Regions from separate parts of the Mus musculus genome. Here region 1 is linked to region 2. A link is a loop called in an ENCODE intact Hi-C map of the cell type or tissue named here. Cell type or tissue: heart. All regions are shown on one strand. Links, peaks and the distances in the headings refer to the core of each region. The heading gives the core; the rest is flanking DNA. Region 1 holds the start of Kremen2 (kringle containing transmembrane protein 2). Region 2 holds the start of Srrm2 (serine/arginine repetitive matrix 2).

The links. Peaks named below come from ENCODE experiments on the same cell type or tissue, not always from the same donor. Only the 100,000 strongest peaks of a DNase experiment are listed, where the experiment ranks them.
Region 1: a loop joins it to region 2, with 1.9 times the contacts of the local background. A loop is called at or near these places in 5 of 42 quality-filtered maps.

The regions. Positions count from the first base shown.
Region 1 is chr17:23,743,723-23,753,569 of GRCm38, forward strand. Kremen2 (kringle containing transmembrane protein 2) reads right to left here and starts at 2,107. Exons shown (of 10, transcript NM_028416.2): 1 at 2,017-2,107; 2 at 1,213-1,381; 3 at 821-995; 4 at 31-122. The coding sequence starts at 1,303. It overlaps 9530082P21Rik (RIKEN cDNA 9530082P21 gene), which reads left to right and starts at 5,514. Exons shown (of 3, transcript NR_015472.2): 1 at 5,514-5,988; 2 at 6,079-6,377; 3 at 7,956-9,847. It overlaps Flywch1 (FLYWCH-type zinc finger 1), which reads right to left. Exons shown (of 8, transcript NM_001357994.1): 8 at 9,073-9,847. In heart, for the core only: CTCF peaks have their summits at 2,860 and 5,370 (motif pointing right); DNase peaks (open chromatin) are centred at 1,119, 2,789, 5,499 and 6,249; H3K4me3 peaks cover 2,648 bases; H3K27me3 peaks cover 4,131 bases.
Region 2 is chr17:23,802,622-23,812,277 of GRCm38, forward strand. It overlaps Srrm2 (serine/arginine repetitive matrix 2), which reads left to right and starts at 604. Exons shown (of 15, transcript NM_001368687.1): 1 at 604-777; 2 at 4,311-4,581; 3 at 5,445-5,552; 4 at 5,733-5,897; 5 at 7,348-7,425; 6 at 7,792-7,854; 7 at 8,118-8,150; 8 at 8,410-8,460; 9 at 9,018-9,110. The coding sequence starts at 4,340. It overlaps Gm52285 (a long non-coding RNA gene), which reads right to left and starts at 1,151. Exons shown (of 2, transcript XR_003952234.1): 1 at 1,069-1,151. In heart, for the core only: CTCF peaks have their summits at 4,476 and 6,223 (motif pointing right); DNase peaks (open chromatin) are centred at 360 and 4,430; H3K4me3 peaks cover 4,109 bases; H3K27ac peaks cover 2,470 bases.

The DNA.
Region 1 (9,847 bases), core at 740-8,739, 58 kb before region 2:
CCGGCTGGGTGGGCTCTTGACTTTACTCACTGTGACATGTGGGGATATCACAGTAGCGCCAGTAGATGCCCTCTTCTGTCTCTGCCACGTAGCACCAGGGCTGCACATCACCGTCTGGGTTCCTGTGGTCCGGAGGGAGATAGTGAGAAGGCCACTCTCTGGCCTATGGTCTATGCTGTGTGGCCACCGAGAGAGCCGGTTCCTCTCTTGTCAGTACATTCTCCACCCACCTGCTCCGGGATGCTGACTTTTCCAAGAGGAGGAAAGGCTCTATAAGAGCCTGAAAGGTTTTTGTTTTGTTTTGTTTTGTTCTGGTTGTTAGACTTGACCTGACTTCAATGGGTCCTCACTACTCTCTTGCATACAGCTGGTGCAAATCGTAAGCCCTAAGCTTTATGGCTGGGCAAAAAAGTGGCCCCCTTTCCAGCCCCTGACTGATAATGCTCCAAACGAAAGCTGTGTCTTTGAACTCCTCATATGAAGGATTGTAGAAGTTGCTCAAGCAAGTAGGGCAGAGCCAGTCAAATCATTCCAGGGGGCGGATCCAACCAGACAAGGCATCCCAGGGCCTCTTGAGGGTGTAAGCCTTTGTGCTGGCTCTGACTGGCTTTGCAGAAAAAACGGTCACATATCTTTAAAAGCCGGGTTTTTGCAAACCTTGCGAACCTCGTTTGAGATAGGGCCCACCTTAAATCTTTCTGAGGGTACTGTACCAGGCCAGAGCAGACGCCTCTCTGTCCCTCCTCCTGCCACCACTGGTCCAGCCTTGCTGAAGCGCACCCTCCCACCCACCCACCCACCCCAGAACCCCCCTCCTCACCTACAGAAGTTATGCGCACCCAACCCCCAGCGGCCCTGAGGGTCGCTGGCGCTGCTGTAGCTGTGCTGCTGTGTCTGGTCCCAGAAAAGACAAGGGCGTCCAGCTCCGCGTGGGCCGGTGTAGTTCTGGTGGCCTCGGTAGTCAGCGCCGTTCACCTGGAAGCATTCGGACAAGCCTGCCCGGCAACCGCGGGATCTGGAGAAGTCTGGACACCCACTGGGCCTCCTCAAGCCTGGTCCCAGCCAGTACTCCCCAGTTCCCATCCCCGAGGGGGCCTTCGGGTTGCTCAACTGCTCCACCCACCTGCTGTCCCGCCTCTCCAGCTTTGGGACCCCTTCCCTGGGGCCCAGGAGAGAGCAGTGACTTTGGCCTGGCCACCTTGCCTTACTCACCTGGACTGTGCAGGCTCCCTGCTGAGGCCCCGTGCAGCCGCAGCAGCAATGGGAAGAGGAGGAGGAAGCCCTGCAGATGTGGTGTCCCCATCTTCCCTAATCAAAGAGATGGTGCCTTGGACGGAACACGGCCTGGGACACCCACGGGGTCTAGGATCTCCCAGGTGACCTGAGGAGCAGGGGGCGTTGTCCTTTGATCGTCAGTCCTGATCTTACTTTTGTTGGCGCTGCCGGTCTGAGACCAGGAAATACCTTCCCGGGATCTCTACCCGGCTGTCGCTCTTCAGGGGTCTCTAGGGAAGGTATCTGGCCGGAGGTGACTTCAGGCTCGGCTTTCTAGCTCTGGGTCCTGCCTGGGTCCCCACACTCACCCCATCGAACTGTGCCTTGCACCTTGAGACTCCCTCACCCAGGTTTCTAAAGCACTGCCTCCTGCCCCCCTTGTGTCCCTACAAGTCCCTCCCCTCTTGTCCCACACCCCCTAGGGAAGGCTGGAAGCCCCGCCTGCGACTGCAGCGCAGGCAGCAGGTCCAGACGCCTCCCACGCCTGATCCCCGGGACCCCCACCGTCCCAACACATGCCTCCCACCCTTTCTTCTTTCTTTTCCATGGTCGGTGTGGGTTCTATTGGGAGAGTATGGAGGGACACATACCAGGTTAACAGACCTCTAGAGGACCCTAACGGGAGAGTTACAGGGCTCCCTCCCACGACTGCACCCAGTCAAAAGGACACAGGCACCCAGATTTAAGTGCGCGCGCGCTCCCATTCAATCCATTCATTCATTGTAAGACGCTCACACGCACATTTTCCCGGAATCCTCACGCTTCTGTCTCCCCAGGTCCCGCCGCGGCTGGCTTGAATAAGAAAACGCCACTCCCTGACCCTGATCGCGGGAGACAGACAGGAATCGTGGACGCTTAGTCCACGACAGGCAGGGGCAGCTGGTGTCTGGGGAGGAAGGCAGCTGCGCCCCCGGTTCCAGCCCGCCCCCTCTCCCGTTTCCATTTCTTCCACTCCCTAGGACCCCAGCCCAGGCTCTCCGGAGCCTTGCCTTGGCGGAATTCCCCAAGCGGTGCCCCCCACCTGGAGGGGAGGGGGAGGGGAGCAGGCCCAGGCAAGCGTGGGGGGAAATTCCCCGCCCCCTCCCCCTGAGCCCGACTCCTCCGAGTCCTCTGATCTCCCAGTGCTGCCCCGGGGCTTGGGGGGAGGCCAGCGCAGGTGCGTGGGAGGGCGGGGGCGGGGACCCGGGGAGGGAGATGGGGGGGTGGGGGACTCTAGGCAGCCCTACCCTGTCCAGACCCCTTGCCCATCAGACCAGCCTGCCCACCCTTTACTAACTAACCTCTGTATACCTTGGACCCAGGTTGACTTGACCCAGCTCTGACCGTCCTGAGAGCGTTTGCCACCTAACACACGTCCTGAAGCAGATGGAGAAACAAGATTCACAGGGAGCATTCTGAGAGGCCCAAGTGTACGTGGCAGAGATCAAAGATTAGCTGTGGGAGCCCTACAGTTGTGTAGCTGGCGCCCCATGCGAAGGTTCTTGGGGCTACCACAAGTTGCGAGGGGGTGGAGGGAGTGCGATAGAGGTGGGGTATTCCAAGGAGACGGACTTGCTTTAGGTTGTAGGCTAGTGAGTGGCGCCTCCTCTGGCAGCTCGCTCAGCAGCCAAGATGAGGATCCAGCCGGGAGTCCCCCTCTTGTACTGACTCTACCAGAGCCCTCCAGATATCTAACAAGGACACTCCAAGAAGACCTGTCTGTCCTTCCCTTTCCACCGGAGGGCAAAAATGAATGTTGAAGCTCTGTAGTTTTCCCCTCACGTTTTATGTGAGGGTCAGTCCAGTGGAGGAAGAAGCGAAGAACACAAGTGAATGTCCATGATCTCATGCATGGCAGAGTTGGCCAACGAACAGTGGGCCTTAAAACAACTCTCCAGAGTTTAGGATGGATCTGCCCAGTCCTGTCTCCTGCAAAGGGACAAGGGAGAGAGATGGTATTCAGTTACCAGGCTGGGGACACTGAGTGGAAAGAGGAAGTGTGTTCCTGCCACAAGTTCCAGTCTGGGGTGGCTGAGGAACCTTTGAAAAGTAAGACAGGCCACATGCCCCGCACCACTAACACACACACTTCCCCAGCATTCCACACTCAGCCCTGTGCAGGCAGCAGCTTGTCAGCATTCCCATGGCCCTAGGGGAACATTTGCACCTCCCCATTCTGCAGGTCCATGAACTGGGGCTCAGAGGCCTTTGGCAACTATGGGCTCACTAGCTAGTCAGTGTTGGAGCCTGGTTTCAAGTAGAGTCTGCTCTAGGTGCTGGGCACTGACACCGTTGTTCCTATCACATCTTTGGGGTTCTCTAACTCCACAGAACCATGTGGCTAGGGAGGGACACCAGGTAGCTCTCTCTCTCTCTCTCTCTCTCTCTCTCTTTCTTTCTCTTGTTCTTTCTTTCTTTCTTTCTTTCTTTTTGTTTTTATTTATTTTTTTATTTTTTTCCAGTCAGGGTTTCTCTGTGTATCCCTGACTGTCCTGGAACTCACTTTGTAGACCAGGCTGGCTTTGAACTCAGAAATCCACCTGCCTCTGCCTCCCGAGTGCTGGGATTAAAGGCGTGTGCCACCACACCCAACAGCTCTCTCTTTAGAAAAAAAAATTATATATTTTTAGACAGGGTCTTACTTGTAGCCCTGCTGGACTAGAGCTTGCCATAATAGACCATGTTGGACTGGAACTCACAGTATTCCCCTGCCTCTGCCCCCTGCATGACAGAATTAAAAGTGTTGGCCACCATGCCCACCTTCTAGTTCTCTTTGTCCAGGACCATAAGTCCCATTACTTTCCCCACACCTCCACTGAGAGCTGCGATCCCACTGCAGGCTCCCTGGGAGAGCTTTTTCACAGCTGGAGAAACCAAAGTACTGAAAGTTAGTATAGGGTCACAGTGCCTAAGACCCTGACCCTGGTGAACAAAGAAGCTTCCTGATCTGTCACTACCTGCACATACTTGTTATGTGGCGACAGCAGAGAGACAAGAACAGAAAACTTGGACATGAGGGTGGGTGGCCTTTGCTTGTATTTCCTTGGAAGCACATGATATCAGGTTTGTCCAGCTCAAGGTGTGTGTGTGTGTGTGTGTGTGTAGAGAGAGACATTGGGTGGCATTACCCCAGGACATTTCCCAGGGTGCATTTGAGCCCATCAGAGTGAGGGTAGATGCCAATGCAGACTCAGCAAAAGGAACCCCACAATTCTCAGTTGGATATCCGGGTCTCTCAGCGGTGGCACGTGGTGTTCTGCATGCATGCCTGCTTTCACACTTCCCCTCCCCCACCTCAGAGTCTGCTTGTCTTTCTCACTTCCCGATAATTACACCTTCCTCTCTGAATCACACCTTCCTTGGTCATAGGTCATAAGTAAGACGTTGTGTAGGTGCCATTTGATGCTTTGGGTCTCAAAAGCCTACTGCTATACCATGTCCGTTTCCTCTGTCTGCACCACCACCTGGCCAACTGTGAGAGAGAGGGCTGCCTCAGTGTACTTCAGTGAGAAGTGAGAGGGCTGCCTCGGCTGCCTCAGTGTACGACGCTCACCTTTTTTTTTTTTAAAAAGATTTATTTATTTTATGTATATGGGTACACTGTAGCCGAACAGATGACTGTGAGCCATCATATGGTTGTTGGGAATTGAATTTTTAGGACCTCTGTCTGCTCCAGTCAACTCTGATCACTCAGTTCCTGCTCGCTCCAGCCCAAAGACTTTTATTATTATACATAAGTACACTCACTGTAGCTGTCGTCAGATCCCTTTGTCGGGTGGTTGTGAGCCACCATGTGGTTGCTGGGATTTGAAATCAGGAACTTCAGAAGGGCAGTCAGTGCTCTTACCCGCTGAGCCATATCACCAGTCCCACACTCACCTTCATTGTAACATAAGCTGCTGCTGGCTTGTCATAAGTGCTCACAGCCTGTCGGGGCTAGGGAACACTCAGCCATGGATACCCATGACTTTGTTCATCTAAATTTCTTGAGCTTCCTCTGCCTCAGTTTCCCTACTGGGATGCCACAGTTGGGGAAATATGTGTCCAGCAGTTTTGCAAGTCTTGCCTCTGGGAGGCACAGAGGGTAGCTACCTTTGCTATTTACATCTGCCTCCAGCCTCTAGGGGGTGCTAGAGAACTGTTTCCAGAGAACTCTCGGTGATTTATTGGAATTTGCCATTCTGGACTAGGTTGGTAATTCTGAGAGGTGGAGTCAGTTTGTCTGCTCCAGCCATAAAATTCTTCTGGAGGGGCCTCTCAGGAAGGGCGGCTACTGACCTGGGGCTATGGGTTATGCTGGTTCTTCGTTGCCCCTCCCTCACAGGAGGCCTGGGAAGGAAAGGTTTCACTTTCGAAGGATGAGATGGCTAAACAGAAAGGCCCTGTCCAGTCATTTGCAATCAGACTTCGCCTGGTGGTTGCTACACTGACTGACTTGAGGGGGTGTCAGGGGTGTGGGGACCTCTGGGAAGAAGATCCTGGAGACCCAACAGTAGTTGGTGAGGAACCACCATGACTTGGTTTCAGAGTCCGCTGGTTTGGAGCAGAAAGGTAGGAACTGTATCCTGCCCATTCTCTCGTCCTGCTTCCCCAGACCTCTGACTCTGTCTTCTCTTTCCGCAGGAAAATTACGGCACCAGCTGGGAGCTGCAAATGCCTGTGGGGGTCCCAGTTGCTGCTGGTGTCCTGGCCCTCCTGGCCCTCCTGGCGTTGGCTTACCATTGTCTCAAAGAGGTACCTTCCTTCTCCTGACTCCATGCCTCTGCCCACAGCCATCTCCTTAGAACCTTCTCCTCTCTTTCTCATGACTCTCTCTGTGCCCAGGCCTGGAGGTCCAGATGCCAGCAGCCCTTGCCATGAGGGCTGGAGGTGTCCTCAAACTGGAGAGAGCTACAGCTTGTCTTCATCCACAGCCCGGGTCAGGGCCAGCTGGCGACCCTCTCTTCAGAGCCTCATGGCCCTCTACAGCCTTCCCTACTGTCCCTCTGAAGACCCTACTGGTACCAGGACAGCCCCTCGGCTTTGGGTCTGAAGAGACCTCCGTGTTTCAGAGGAGGTCGTGGTATTGGCCAAGCACCCTGCACCTGTTAATGTGGATGAAGGATTGAATCCATGGGAGGAGGGTAATGTGGGGTGAGGGCTGGATCCTCATCCCTCGGGTGTCAGGCATGAGGGAGGGGACACACTAGCAGAACTGTCTGTTGTCTCTGGGTTGTGGCATCAAGGCTTTCTCTCCCCAGAGTCACCTCAAGAAGTCAAGGCCCTGGTTACTCCATCTTAGCAGTAGCCTGTTCCTCTGGGGGTGCGGTAGGGGTGACACTGTGACCCAAAGGGGAGCCATGGACTAGAAGCAAAAGCACAAGGCCCTCGCGAGTGGCCAATGAATGTCTCAGCAGGCAGAGGAAGCTATGTCTGACCTCCACTCCCCAAATCTCTGTCATTGCCCAGGCAGAGCTTTGGGGTCTCATGTCCCAGCTGGCTCCTTCCTGGGACCATGGCAAGGGCCACTGCAATCTCACCCTTTGTAGTCCCTGAGTTCTCTTGGCTGAGCCCAGGCACCAGAGAAGGCAGGGCCTACTGAAGCACATCAGGGGTCCCTGGCTGGTGAGCAGTAAGCCTGTGGAACTTTCTGGGTCAGGACACTGCTGCAGGCCCCCTGTGTCCACTGTGACCTGGACTCCTGAGATCACCCAGGATCACCTCATTATTTTTTTGCTGAGCTTCCCTGGGTCAGGGAGGGTGAATTAGTAATGGCAGGTTAGTTAGGCCATGGCAAGTCGAATCTGAAAGTGATTCCTGCCCCTGCTGATGCACAGGCTCACCAGCCAGTTCTCTGGAGTGTAGACGTAACCCTGCATGCACCAACACTCTTCTCTGACTATGTCACACTGTGTGGAGATGGTGGAGGGATTGATGCAGATTAATTATAGTCTCTAATTAATTAAACTGTCTCTGAGTTAAGTAAGAGATGGGGACAGGAACACTGGTGCATGCCTGTGGTCTAAGCTAAATGTGGCAGGTTGAGGCAGCAGAATGACTTGGGTCTAGGACTCAAGGTCAGCCTGGATAACAAAGCACTGCCTGGCCTTAACTCTCAGTGGGGTCTGCTATGTAGCTCAGGCAGGCGTGCAAATTGTTAGGTAGCCCCATCGGGCCTCATCTGAGATCCTCATACCTTGATTCCCTGAGTACTGGGACTATAGGCACATAGAATTTGAGACCTTGATTCTCAAAAACAAAAAAAACAAAAACAAAAACAAAAACAAAAAACAAACAAAAAAGATGCTGGTGATGAACCTAGAGGGCCTGATTTGGCCAGTGAACTGTCTGGAGTCTAGATTTCTGCCCATAGCTGCACAGGAGAGGATGAGCTACCAGCCTTAGTTAGGGGCTGCCACTTTGATTGAAGCTGTGTGTGCCTCCAGGCAAAGGACACTGTTCAGACCTCCCAGAGACCTGGTTCACCAAAGGCATGAGCTAATAACAGGGAGTGTTTGGCAGCTGATCTTGGTAAATTGTTCAAAGCAGTAGTGTGTGTTGGACAGGACAGGCTGGTGGGCTTGGGGGCAGTGTGGAGTGAGACCAGCGTGGACAGGGCACAAGTGTCTAGGGCTGCAGGAAAGCGTGCCAAGCCTCTAATACCCTCCTGTTTGGCAGGGGCCTCTGCCATGGTCAGGAAGGTCACACTGAGTCTATTACAGTCCTGCAGAATAAGAACAAGATTGGTCTCCCTGGAGTACTGGATATCTTCCCGAGCAAGAGGCTGTAGGCTGAGGCAAGTGGAGGAAGGCCTAAAGACCAAGTGGGCCCTGGAGACATCCTTAAGTACATCTCTGGTGTCTGGTCCTTAAGTGAGGTAATCACACCTGACACACACAGCCAGGGAGAGGACCCCATGGCAGGAACTGTGGAGTCTGCACTGGCGGGCTGAGGAGGGGCCTGAGGAGAAGTGGGTGTGGAAGCCTCCCGTTGCAAGGTGAGTAGTTGGTCTCCAGGTGAGATGGAAGTAGAGGGATGGAAATGTATATTAAATCCCACAGTTGCTGGGCAGTGGTGGCACATCCTTAACGCCAGCTCTCAGGAGGCAGAGGTAGGTGGATTTCAGTTTTAGGCCAGGTTGGTCTACAGAGTAAGTTTCAGGACAGCTACCTAGAAGGAGGACTACACAGAGAAACCATGTTTCATAAACCCAAATCAAACCCCACCATCGAGTTTTTACTTGAAATCCTTTCTCTCTACCTGGTGCTGAGATTACAGACATGTGCCCCAGAGGTGCTGGGAATCTGACTCAGGTCCTTATAGCTATGTAGTAAGCACTTTACTAAGTGGGCCGTTTCCCCAGCCTTCAGACTGTCTTTTTTTGACTGGAGACAAATCTCAGGTGGAGGCCCAGGATGGCTGGTAATCAGAGCCAGTTAATGACGAAGATGAAAAGTGGGGAGTTGCCTGCCCAGGAGGTGCCCAGCGTCTCAAGAGGCAAACCTGGCCTTTGCTTGGGATACCACTTTCATCTGTGGCTCTCACTTGGGGTACCGCTTCCATTTGTGGCTCACTTGGGGCACTGCTTCCATTTGTGGCTCACTATAACTCATTCTCATGAGCTCAGAAGAACTCAAGCTGAGAGGTAGTACATGGCCCACTCTTCAAGCCTTCCCCAGGGCTGGGGATAGCTCCTCAGCAGGTCCCCTCCAAGTCTTGATCTAGGCCAAGCAAACACCATTGCCCATGAGTTACCAACCAAATCCACAATGTCCCCAGCACTTGGCAGGCGGTATGTGGTTTGTGGCAGCGCAGACTATTACTGACACACAGCAGCTCTGTACCATGAGACTACACAGGGTTTATTGAGGGAATCAGATGAGCAGAAGACAGCGGCAGGCACCAGGCCATTACTATCCCACAGGGGTGGCTGTTCCACGGCTTGTTTGCTAAGGGAGAGGAGCATGCAGCTCTATGACATGATGAGGACAGCTCTGGCCAGGGTGCAGCACGCAGGAAATTCTGCCGTTCCTGGGGACATTAGAGTGCCACTGCTGGCATGGCTCCTGAGTCCTGCTAAACTCTTCTACAGGAGGTGGCTTTGATGCCATCTAACTGACCTGGTGCATCATGCGACACCAGGTGAGCAACCCTCAGTGGTGCCGCTGCCACTAGAGCATGCCTACATGGTGTCACCTCCTCCTGACATCTGGGCTGGCTCCCAAGAACTGTGGACACAGGTTTAAGTTGGGAAAGAACGCAGGGTGCCAAGTCTGCCAGGGAGGTAGAGCGAAGCCTTTAGCCTGTTCCGCTCTGCCACAGTCAGAGCTGGGTGAGCCTTAGCAAGCAGCAAGAGACTAAAGAGCAGGCAGGCCTCACACCTGCCCCTAAAAGATGCCACAAAGCAAAACAAACCCTGCTGTGACTTGCACTGTCTTCAGAGGGTGGCAAGAAGTTCCTGCACATATCCTGGCTTGGGGTGACTGCATTTTGCTGAACTTCATGGAGCGCACACGGGATCACGCCCACTGGAAAGCTCTGAGCAAGGCAGTGTGCTCTGAAAGCAGATGGTGCTGAGGCCTGGAGAGCAGAGCAGGGCAGAGGTATATCATCC
Region 2 (9,656 bases), core at 1-8,000:
TACAGAGGTGGAAACTGTGGAAAGCACCGGATACTGGGCCAGAAGCCGGGTTCAAGTGGCTCCAGAGCTGTCAGGTGGCTTGACTCTGAAGCACCTCTTCCTGCGAAGAAGACTCGGTGCTGTGGGGCCTCGTACACATTAAAGAAAACCATGGTCACAGTGACTAGGTAAAGCTGCTGAGCCACTGCCACCCAACACGGTCACATAAAATGGCGACCCTGCCTAGCGGAGGAGTCTTACGCGTTTTCTCTCTAAAACCGAACTACAGCTCCCAGAACTCTGTGCGCGGAAGGCGTGCGTCTGAGCTACTCCCGGGTGTTGTGGGTTGCGGCCCCCGCGCCCCTCCCCCCTCCTACAGAAGTTTTTTTTCAGCCGACCTTGCAGCTTCGGTACGGAGCCACGCCTTTCCCCGCAGTGCCCGACGGGACTCGGGGTTTTTCGACTTTTCAGTAGCACGTCCCTTCGCCTAAGGTCCTCCTTGTGGCTTCAACGCCTGCGCACGACGCACTACGGTTCCCAGAGGGCCCAGCGGCTCTCATGATTGCGTGCTGACGCACTAGGTCGTGCTGACGCGCAACGCTGCCCAGGCGGGGTGCGAGTGGCGCAGTCGAAGCCCGCTGCGGCCCCTGAGGAAGCGAGGAGGCGGCGGCGGCGGCGGCTGAGGCGGGCGGACCGACGAGGCGGCGGCTTCAGGCTCCGAGGGATACGAAAACTTAAGCAGCAGCTGCGGCGGGACCTCCCTGTTTGACAGTCGGCGGCCGGAGGCGGCGGCGGCGGGTGAGAGAAAGGGAGCGCGCTAGCCGGGTGGGGGAGGGGCGGCGGGCTGGGCCGGAGGCTAGAGCGCGGGGAGAACGGCCCAGGCCGCCGCGCGCACGCGTGCTCGTCGCCTCGGCCGGCGCGGTCGCCTTCCCTTCCTCCCCTCCCCCTCCCGCGGTTCCTGGGACGCGCGGCCTTCAACTCCTCCGCCCCTCCCCCACACGGCCGCGGCGCGCGCGGCCGCCTGGTCTCGTCCGCGCGCCCCCGGTGAGACAGCATTGCGCGAGGCTCTGCTTCTCTCCTTTGCTCTACCTGGGGCTGAGGAGGCCGTCGTTCCGCGGTCGTCCTCTTCGGTCTTTTAGGGGGCGGGGAGAGGGCGGCAGCGGAGGTACTTGTCCCCCGCCCGAGCTTCGGACCTGCTGGTACCTCTCCTCGATCGGCTCCGGCGTGGGTCCACGGGCCCTGCTAGGGGCCTGAGAAACGGCCAGAGCCGCCCAGACCGCGGGGCGCCGCGTGGCCCCCTCCCCCCTCCTCGAGGCCGAAAATAAGCTGGGCTGCCCAGTGGGCGGCGGGAGGAGGCCTTGAACTTTCGGAGGCCAGGATTTAAACCGTTCGTCCTCGTTAGTATCAGAGGCTGTGAGTGTGTGCGTGGGGGTGGGGGATCCCCAAGTCTTAAAAAGTGAGGATAATAAAACCGCGAAAGTATTCAGCCTGCGTGTATAAGGAAGACCAATGTGCTCCTTTCAACCCTGTTATTTTATTTCTTTTTTACGGTTTGGTTTTATGAGCTAGGGCCTCTAAATAGTCTTGGTTGGTCTGGCACTAACCGTGTAGATCAGGCTAGCATTGAACTCAAGAAATCTGCCTGCCTCTGTGGGATCAAAGGCATGAGACACCATGTCTGGCTCCTACCCTGGTTTTTGTTTTTTGTTTTTTTTTTCCCCGGAGACAGGGTTTCTCTGGCTGTCCTGGAACTCACTCTGTAGACCAGGCTGGCCTCGAACTCAGAAATCCGTCTGCCTCTGCCTCCACACCCGGCTCCTACCCTGTTTTTAAAAAGGTCTCCTCAAATATTAAAGCTAAGCCTTTTAGAGCTTTTCGATGGGGAAAAAATTCTTGACTTAATAGCCTGGCTTCAGTCAGCCATTACTTGGTGATGACGTTCTTCCTTGCTGTTTCCATCTTACAGTTCTTTTAAGATGTCTCTTAATTGTGGATTCAAAAGGAAACTATTGCCTTTTTCCGTGGGAGTGGGGCCTAGGCCTGGATGTATACTGTAGCTTGTATGTTTCATGGTGCCTATGCAGTCAGTAGTGTCTCAGCTCTGAGTTCTCTGTATTTTTTACTCAGCGTCCTTTTCCTTGATCATTGCTGTTCTCTCGGTCGCTGTTTCTTGAATATCTTAGTTTGCTAATTTTCTACCTCTTTGTATTTTGGCATTCTGATAAGTTTTCCTCCCTTGCCGGCAATTTGTTCTTGGAGAGGCTTGCATGCTTTGGGCTCCTGTTTTAAATACTTCCTGGTTTTGGTAGTTGTGGTTTCCCTTTTAGTGTTTCAAGCATTGTTTTTGGCTGCTGGTATGTAAGTCCCCCCTCCCCCTTTAGCTCGTCTCTGAAAATTCTCCAAAACTGTGACTCTAATACTTTTTGCTTAGCTTTCATTCTTCAGGTAGGGTGTGGGAGGATTTTTGTGTGAAATGGTGAAAATATGAGTGGTTAGAAGGACTGTTAGGTGAGAAAGCAATATAAGCCCTAGATTTAGAGTGAGGAAGGATTGGTTTTTCTTTTTCCAAGACTATCAAGAGTGGTTGTTAGAAGGTACTACAGAAACATTAGAGGGGGGGGGCTGTAAAAAAGGTTTTGCATTTCTTAGATTTAGCCTTATCTCTTACTCTTGTTGTCTCTCCTAGATTTACCTTTCTTGCTTTTAGTTTCCTCTTGTGTTAACTGTTGAGATTGAGTAGGACTTATGTTAGGCTTGAGGATGAAATGGGGCAAAAGTGCATCTGGGTGTTTGCTTTACATTCAGCATCTTCCTTGATTCCCCCCCCCCCCCCCCCGCACTTTGGTGACATGTCCCCATCCCCAGACTAGGATTTTTTTTTTTTGTAGCCATGGTTGTTCTGGAACTTGCTGTATAGACCAGATTGGCCTAGAACTCAAGAGATCCACCTGCCTTGCTTCCCAAGTGCCGGGACTAAAGGCAGTGCCACCAGAACCAGGCAACACACTTCAGTTTGTTTTTTGTTGTTGTTGTTGTTTTTTTTTTTAAACCGGGCATTGATATGGTACTATTTCACCCAGCTCCATCTCTGCTATCTGCTTTTACTAACCTCTGCTTTCCCCTGTGTGTGTGTTTTGATGCTAGTTTTCTTTCCCATGTTTGAGACCCTATTTTGGAGAAAATGTGTTAGAGGAAAAAAGTAAAACATACATAGTTAGAAGGGAATAGGGAATGAGTAATACAGTCCAAAAAACTGGAGCTTGAGAGTTTAGTGATGCTGAGCTTGGAACACCATGAAAAGGTAGAACCTTACAGGAAAACTGTTAAATTGGAGAGTAAAGCAGGACTTAGAAAAACAATGAAGTGTCAGAACAGGGATTGATTGATTGATTGAAAGTCAACACTTTTACATTAAAGGTATGGAATTTGAACATTTCTAGGTATTTGTAGAGAAAGTATGAGGACAGTTGGAACAGAGAACGAATTTGCGTTTAGACTGAGTTGAAAACAGGCAATATTTAACAAGAGCTAGCCAGACTTGGAGGAGCTGCAAGCCATGTGATAAACCTTACTGGGAAGGAAACTAAAATAATAAAATCACTGTAGTTGGTAGGAGCTATGAATATTTGGAGTCAAAGAGATGGCTCACCTTCCCCATGTGAAGTATAAGCTTCCCCAAGTGAAGTATGTCCATGATTTCTGTGTTTCTGATGTGCTTGCTTGCATGTGGTTTGGGTATGAGACTACATAGCACACTTGGTTTATGTTAACTAGCCAGTTTGCCTATTTAGATACCTAGGACTGTTTAATCCATTTTGTGTTTGTTCAAGTTAGCTTAAATATTTTCTTGGAGGAGGCTTTGAAAATGGACTTAGGCTTTTATTAGGTGATTCTGATCCATGGTGTGTGTTATGGTATTTGGAGGATTTGGTTACCTGTAGTAGTTACATTTAGAGTGTTTGGTGAAGATACTATTTGTGCGTATTGTGGCCAAACAGTAAAGGGATAGTGTGAAGAGATTTGAGAGAACCCAGATTCTTGTTTTCTTAGAGAATGGAAATATAAGTAAAAAGAAGAATGGCTTAGAATTTGAAAGTACATTGTGAGGACTTGTAAGTAGATGCTGAGTGAAAAGGATGAAGTGTGGGGAGGATGAAAGGAGGGATTTGTTTGTAGACTAGTGGAATGAGGAAACATTTTGTTAATGGAGATTCAGTGTGAGACTAAGTGTTGTACTAAGGGCTAAGTAAGAGAGCCAGGGATGTGGGAGATGTGGTAAGTAGTTAGATTGGAGCCAGGAGCCTGACTGGTATCTACCCGCGCCCCCTCAGGAGCGGTGGTGCCCCCTGGGCACAGGGCCATGTACAACGGGATCGGGCTGCCGACGCCCCGGGGCAGCGGCACCAACGGCTACGTTCAGCGAAACCTGTCCCTGGTGCGGGGCCGCCGTGGTGAGCGGCCTGACTACAAGGGAGAGGAGGAACTGCGGCACCTGGAGGCTGCCCTGGTGAAGCGACCTAATCCTGACATCCTGGACCACGAGCGCAAGCGGCGCGTGGAGCTGCGATGCCTCGAGCTGGAGGAAATGATGGAAGAGCAGGGGTGAGGGAATGGGTGGGGAGATTCCAAGCACTGAGTGCTTAGTTTGGGTGTTAGGTGGGATGTGTGGAAAGAAACTAGAGCTGGTGGAAAGAGTCTTAGAGAAGTTGTAAGGGAGGAAGAAAATGAGCTTGAAGAATTGAGAAGAGGCATGGGTCAGTGCATAGTGGGATGTCAAGGAAACTTTCTGGAGAATTAATAGCAGTGTAAGGGGGTTTGAATTACTTAGCTGAATTTATGAAGGGGAAGGGGAACATGAATGAACAAAAGCATGCTGTGTGGGAAAGGAGCATAAGGTAGAAGAGCCAGGTAACCTGATAGGTGTTGTTATTGGTAGGAGGAGAAAGGTAGGTGGATTGAAGGATTGTGGCTGTGGAAGTGGCAAAGGCAGAAGATCGGATTGAAAGAGAATTTGAATAGAGGATATCATGAGTTGTCAGAGAAGTGATATTTTGGAAAAGGAGCACATTCAGGCAGAAAACTGTTTAGAGCAGTGGTTTTCAAACTTTGAGCAGTGGTATCCTTTTATACATTTTGTCTTCCTTGAAGTCCCAGGAAATAAAAGATCTTTTCTTATTGAAGTTGGGAAGGAGCACTGGGAACTCCACCAGCAAGCCCTCCTCTCTTGGCACCTGAATTGTGTAGCATGTTTAAAATCCACTGTTCTAGAGAGCATAGTGTAGAGAAGGAAGGAGTGTCGTGGAGAAAGATGAGGAAAACTTAGGAACAATTTGAGTGACAGTGAGTACAAAATATTGTGTGCATGGAGAAGGAAAAAGGACCCTGTTGGAAGAGGAAGCATCTAAAAATTGGGACTTGGGAAAACTCCTGTCATGCTCTTAACCTTGAAGGGATTTATCCTTCAGGTACGAAGAACAGCAAATTCAGGAAAAAGTGGCGACCTTTCGACTCATGTTGCTGGAAAAGGATGTGAACCCTGGGGCCAAGGAAGAAACCCCAGGGCAGAGACCAGTGTGAGTGTTGTTCTCTTTTTTCCTTTTTTGGGATCTATGAAGTTACAGCTACTGCTGCCTTTTCTCTTTACCTGGGTAGGATTCAGTTTTGCCTTCATCTTCCTTAGTCCCTAGCCTAACTGTTTAATTCCTCCTTATAACTAAGTTCTAAATTAGGGCTCTGATTTTTGCTCTTTTCAGGGTAACTGAGACCCATCAGTTGGCAGAACTGAATGAGAAGAAGAATGAACGACTCCGTGCTGCCTTTGGCATCAGTGACTCCTATGTGGATGGCAGTTCTTTTGATCCTCAGAGACGTGCTCGAGAAGCTAAACAAATAGCTCCTGAGCCTCCCAAACCATACAGGTACTCAGGAGAAAGGCCTGAATCCCTTCCTGGATTAAACATATTCTATTATATTTATTACTAGAAGACTATTTCCAAACTTTATTTTTATTTGTTTTGTTTTTTGAGACAGTATCATTATGTAGCTCTAGCTGTTCCTAGAACTATGTAGAACAGGCTGGCCTTTAAATTAGAGATCTATCTGCCTCTGCCTCCTAACTGTTGAGATTAATGGCATTTATTTGCCATGACCCATGGCTTATTGCCAAACTCTTAGATTTTGTTATTTTGGAGTCAATTTTAAAAAAGAAAAATGTATGAGTTTTTGTTTATATGTATCCTTTTATAAAATGCCCTGGTGCCCCTGGAGGCCAGAAGAGGGCATTGGATTCCCTTGGTGCTAGAGTAACAGATGGTTCAGCATCCCTTAGTGCTGAGAATAGACCCCTAGCTACAAAAAGCAGCCTATGCTCTTAACTGCTTATCAGTTCCTATTTTTACTTTTTTGTTTTGTTTGTTTTTCGAGACAGGGTTTTTCTGTATATAGCCCTGGCTGGCCTGGAACTCACTCTGTAGACCAGGCTGGCCTGGAACTCAGAAATCCACCTGCCTCTGCCTCCCGAGTGCTGGGATTAAAGGCGTACGCCTGGCTTATTTTCACTTTTCTAAAAAATTATTTAAGCTGGGTGTTGTGGTACATGCCTTTGATCCTAGTACTCCAGGCAGATGTAGGCAGATCTCTGCGTTCCAGTATAGCCAGGGTTACATAGTAAGACCTTGTCTCAAAACAAACAATAAAACTGGGTGACACATGACTTTAATCTCAATATTTTGAGGGCAGAGGCAAGTGGATCTCTGTGAGTTGAGGCCACCTTGCTCTGCAGTAGGTAGTTCTAGGACAGTCAGGGATATATAGTGAGACCTACCTTAAAACATAAAACACACACACAGATGCACACACCCAGGATTTACATCCGAGCCGCCCCCCCCCCCCCCCGGATTTTTCTCTGTAGCCCTGGCTGTCCTAGAACTCACTCTGTAGAACCTGGCTGGCCTTAAACTTAGGAGATCCACCTGTCTCTGTCCTCCTAGTACTGGGATAAAAGGCGTGTACCACCGCTGCCTAGCAAATTTAAATCCTTTAATTCTGAAGTTTTCAAGCACAAAAAAAATTGGTGTGTAGCAGTTGTCCTAAGGTGAAAGTTATCAGTGAACTGCTCCATTTATTTATTGGGGTAGTATATTTATTCATTAGAGTGATTTTTTTTTTAAATGTATATGAGTGCTTTGTATGCATATAGATTTTGAATGCCAGAAGAGGGCATCAGAAGAGGGCATCAGATTCCATTATTGTGAGTGGGTGCTGGTAATTGAACTCAGGACCTCTGGAGCCATCTCTCCAGCCCCTAAGGTGAAATGTTTTAAAGAAATATGTCTTGCTTGGTATCTAGAATCTCTTTGCCTTTTTCAGCCTTGTTCGAGAGACCAGCAGTTCTCGCTCACCAACTCCAAAGCAAAAGAAGAAGAAAAAGAAGAAAGATAGAGGACGGTAAGTTGGTTGGAGAGTTACACTAGTATCCAGGGGTTACTGCCTGTTGTTGGACTTTTAGAAGTTGAGTTTGCTTTTAGGTAGCAGAGAATCAAATTGCAGTGACAGTTGAGGGAACAGAATTACTTTTTAGGTTTCAGCTGAGAGGAAATGTGTATACTTAGTGGGAAATCATTGATTATGTAGCCCAGCCAAAAAAGGAAGCAGTATTTTGGATTTGAATTTTATGCTTACTGATTGAATGTAAAAGTGAATTAAGTGTGGCTGTTGATGGTGTTGGATTTTTCTGGTGCTTTTGAAGCATTTTTGAGAATTATAGCCAGAAAGAAAGCCAAGTAGAATGACTTGCTTCTGAACCCATTTTAGCAGGTCAGAGAGCAGTTCTCCTCGACGAGAGAGGAAGAAGAGTTCAAAGAAGAAGAAGCACAGGTATGAGATAAAAAGTTCTTTTTGTTGTTTTGGTTTTTAAAAACAACAGGGTATTTGCATAGCCTTGGCTGTCCTAGAAATCAAAATATAGACCAGGCTGGCCTCTGATTTGGCAGAGATCTATTACCTCTACCTCTGCTGATTAAAGAAATACAGCCACCACCTCTGGCTAAGGTGGAAGTTCTTGGGGGTGATTGGAGGTAGCTCTTAAATTGAAGGGTAGGTGTGGGTTAATAATGATTTTCTGTATTTTTCACAAACAGGTCAGAATCTGAGTCCAAGAAACGGAAACACAGGTAAGAAAGCTTTTTGTTCTTAGGGGAGACATAGTGGTATATGGGAGTGGTGAGTTACTGTTTGATGACTTTGTTTTACTCTATATTTGGTCTGTAAGATGTGTCCATCTCCCCCTCCCCCTTTGTTTTTAGTAGAGCACAAATCTTTAACCTACTTGTTATCAATAATACTTGCTTGGGTTGTTACTTTCATTTCACTTCAGATTCAGATTTTATTACTATTTTAAAATTACTTTTTAAACATTTCCTTCTTTTCTAGGTCTCCTACTCCAAAGAGCAAACGCAAATCAAAGGACAAGAAGAGGAAACGGTAAGTGTGTTTGGGGGAAGTAGAAAAATGCTTCCCTTGGGGAAGGATTAAAAATAATTGTGCCAGAGAGAGAGAGAGAGAGAGAGAGAGAGAGAGAGAGAGAGAGAGAGAGAGAGAGGGAGAGAGGGAGAGAGGGAGAGAGAGGGAGGAGGTAGAGGCCAGCCTGGTCTACCTCTGGTTCAGGAAGTGAAGGCCCTTTTTATCAAACCTAAAGACCAGAGTTTTATCACTGGAACTTAACGTATTGGAAGGGGAGAGTGAACTCCTATAACTTGTCTTCTGACTTCCTTTTACATACTTAATAAACTAAATGTAATTTTAAAAATTTTTTTAATATTTTTTGACAGAGGGTCTTTTTATGTAGTTCAATTATAGAGTCCACGCTCTAGATGAAGCTGGCTTCACCTTATAGAGATTGACATGACTGCCTCCCAAGTCCTGAGATTAAAGGCAGGGCCCACGATGCCAAAGCCAATTTTGTTTTTAAAAAGAAATTAGTTGGGAGAACTCATGCTAGGTATGACAGTCTCCTGAGCTTTGTGGTGGTTTTCCTTCAGGTCTCGAAGTACAACACCAGCTCCTAAGAGCCGTCGAGCTCATCGGTCAACTTCTGCGGACTCTGCTTCTTCCTCTGATACTTCTCGTAGTCGGTAAGGGGTGGTCCATGAGGAATGGAGGGAGAGGGAATGATGGGTTAATCAATTTAATATTTATTGAGCGCCCACGGTGTGCTAGGCGCTGCACAGACCATTCCGAAGACACGGTCCCTGCCCTCTAGGAGCTGACAGGCTAAAGCAACAGGATGGACAGACATATACATTTCCCCTTGTCTTTTTTTATTTTATTTTATTTTTATTTTTTGTTTGTTACGATGTATATGGACTGCCAGAATAGGGCGGGGGTGGTTTGCTGGTTTGGTGGTGTCTGAGGGAGAAAGGAGTCCTTACCCTGGCTTCCTTAATCGGGGAAGGCTTCCTGAAGGAGGTGGGCTCAGAGGTGAGTTGTGAATGAAGTGGGTAGGGAAGGGCCTGGGTGGAAGGTTTGGGTATATTGGAGGGTGGTGAATAATGGGGTAGAGGGACTTTTATTATTTGGGATTATATTGGGAAGAGAGAGAACAACAAAAAAGGACTTGTATTTTCATTTTTGAAAATGAATTGAGTCATGTGACTAAGAACGTTTGTTTATTGTTTTGT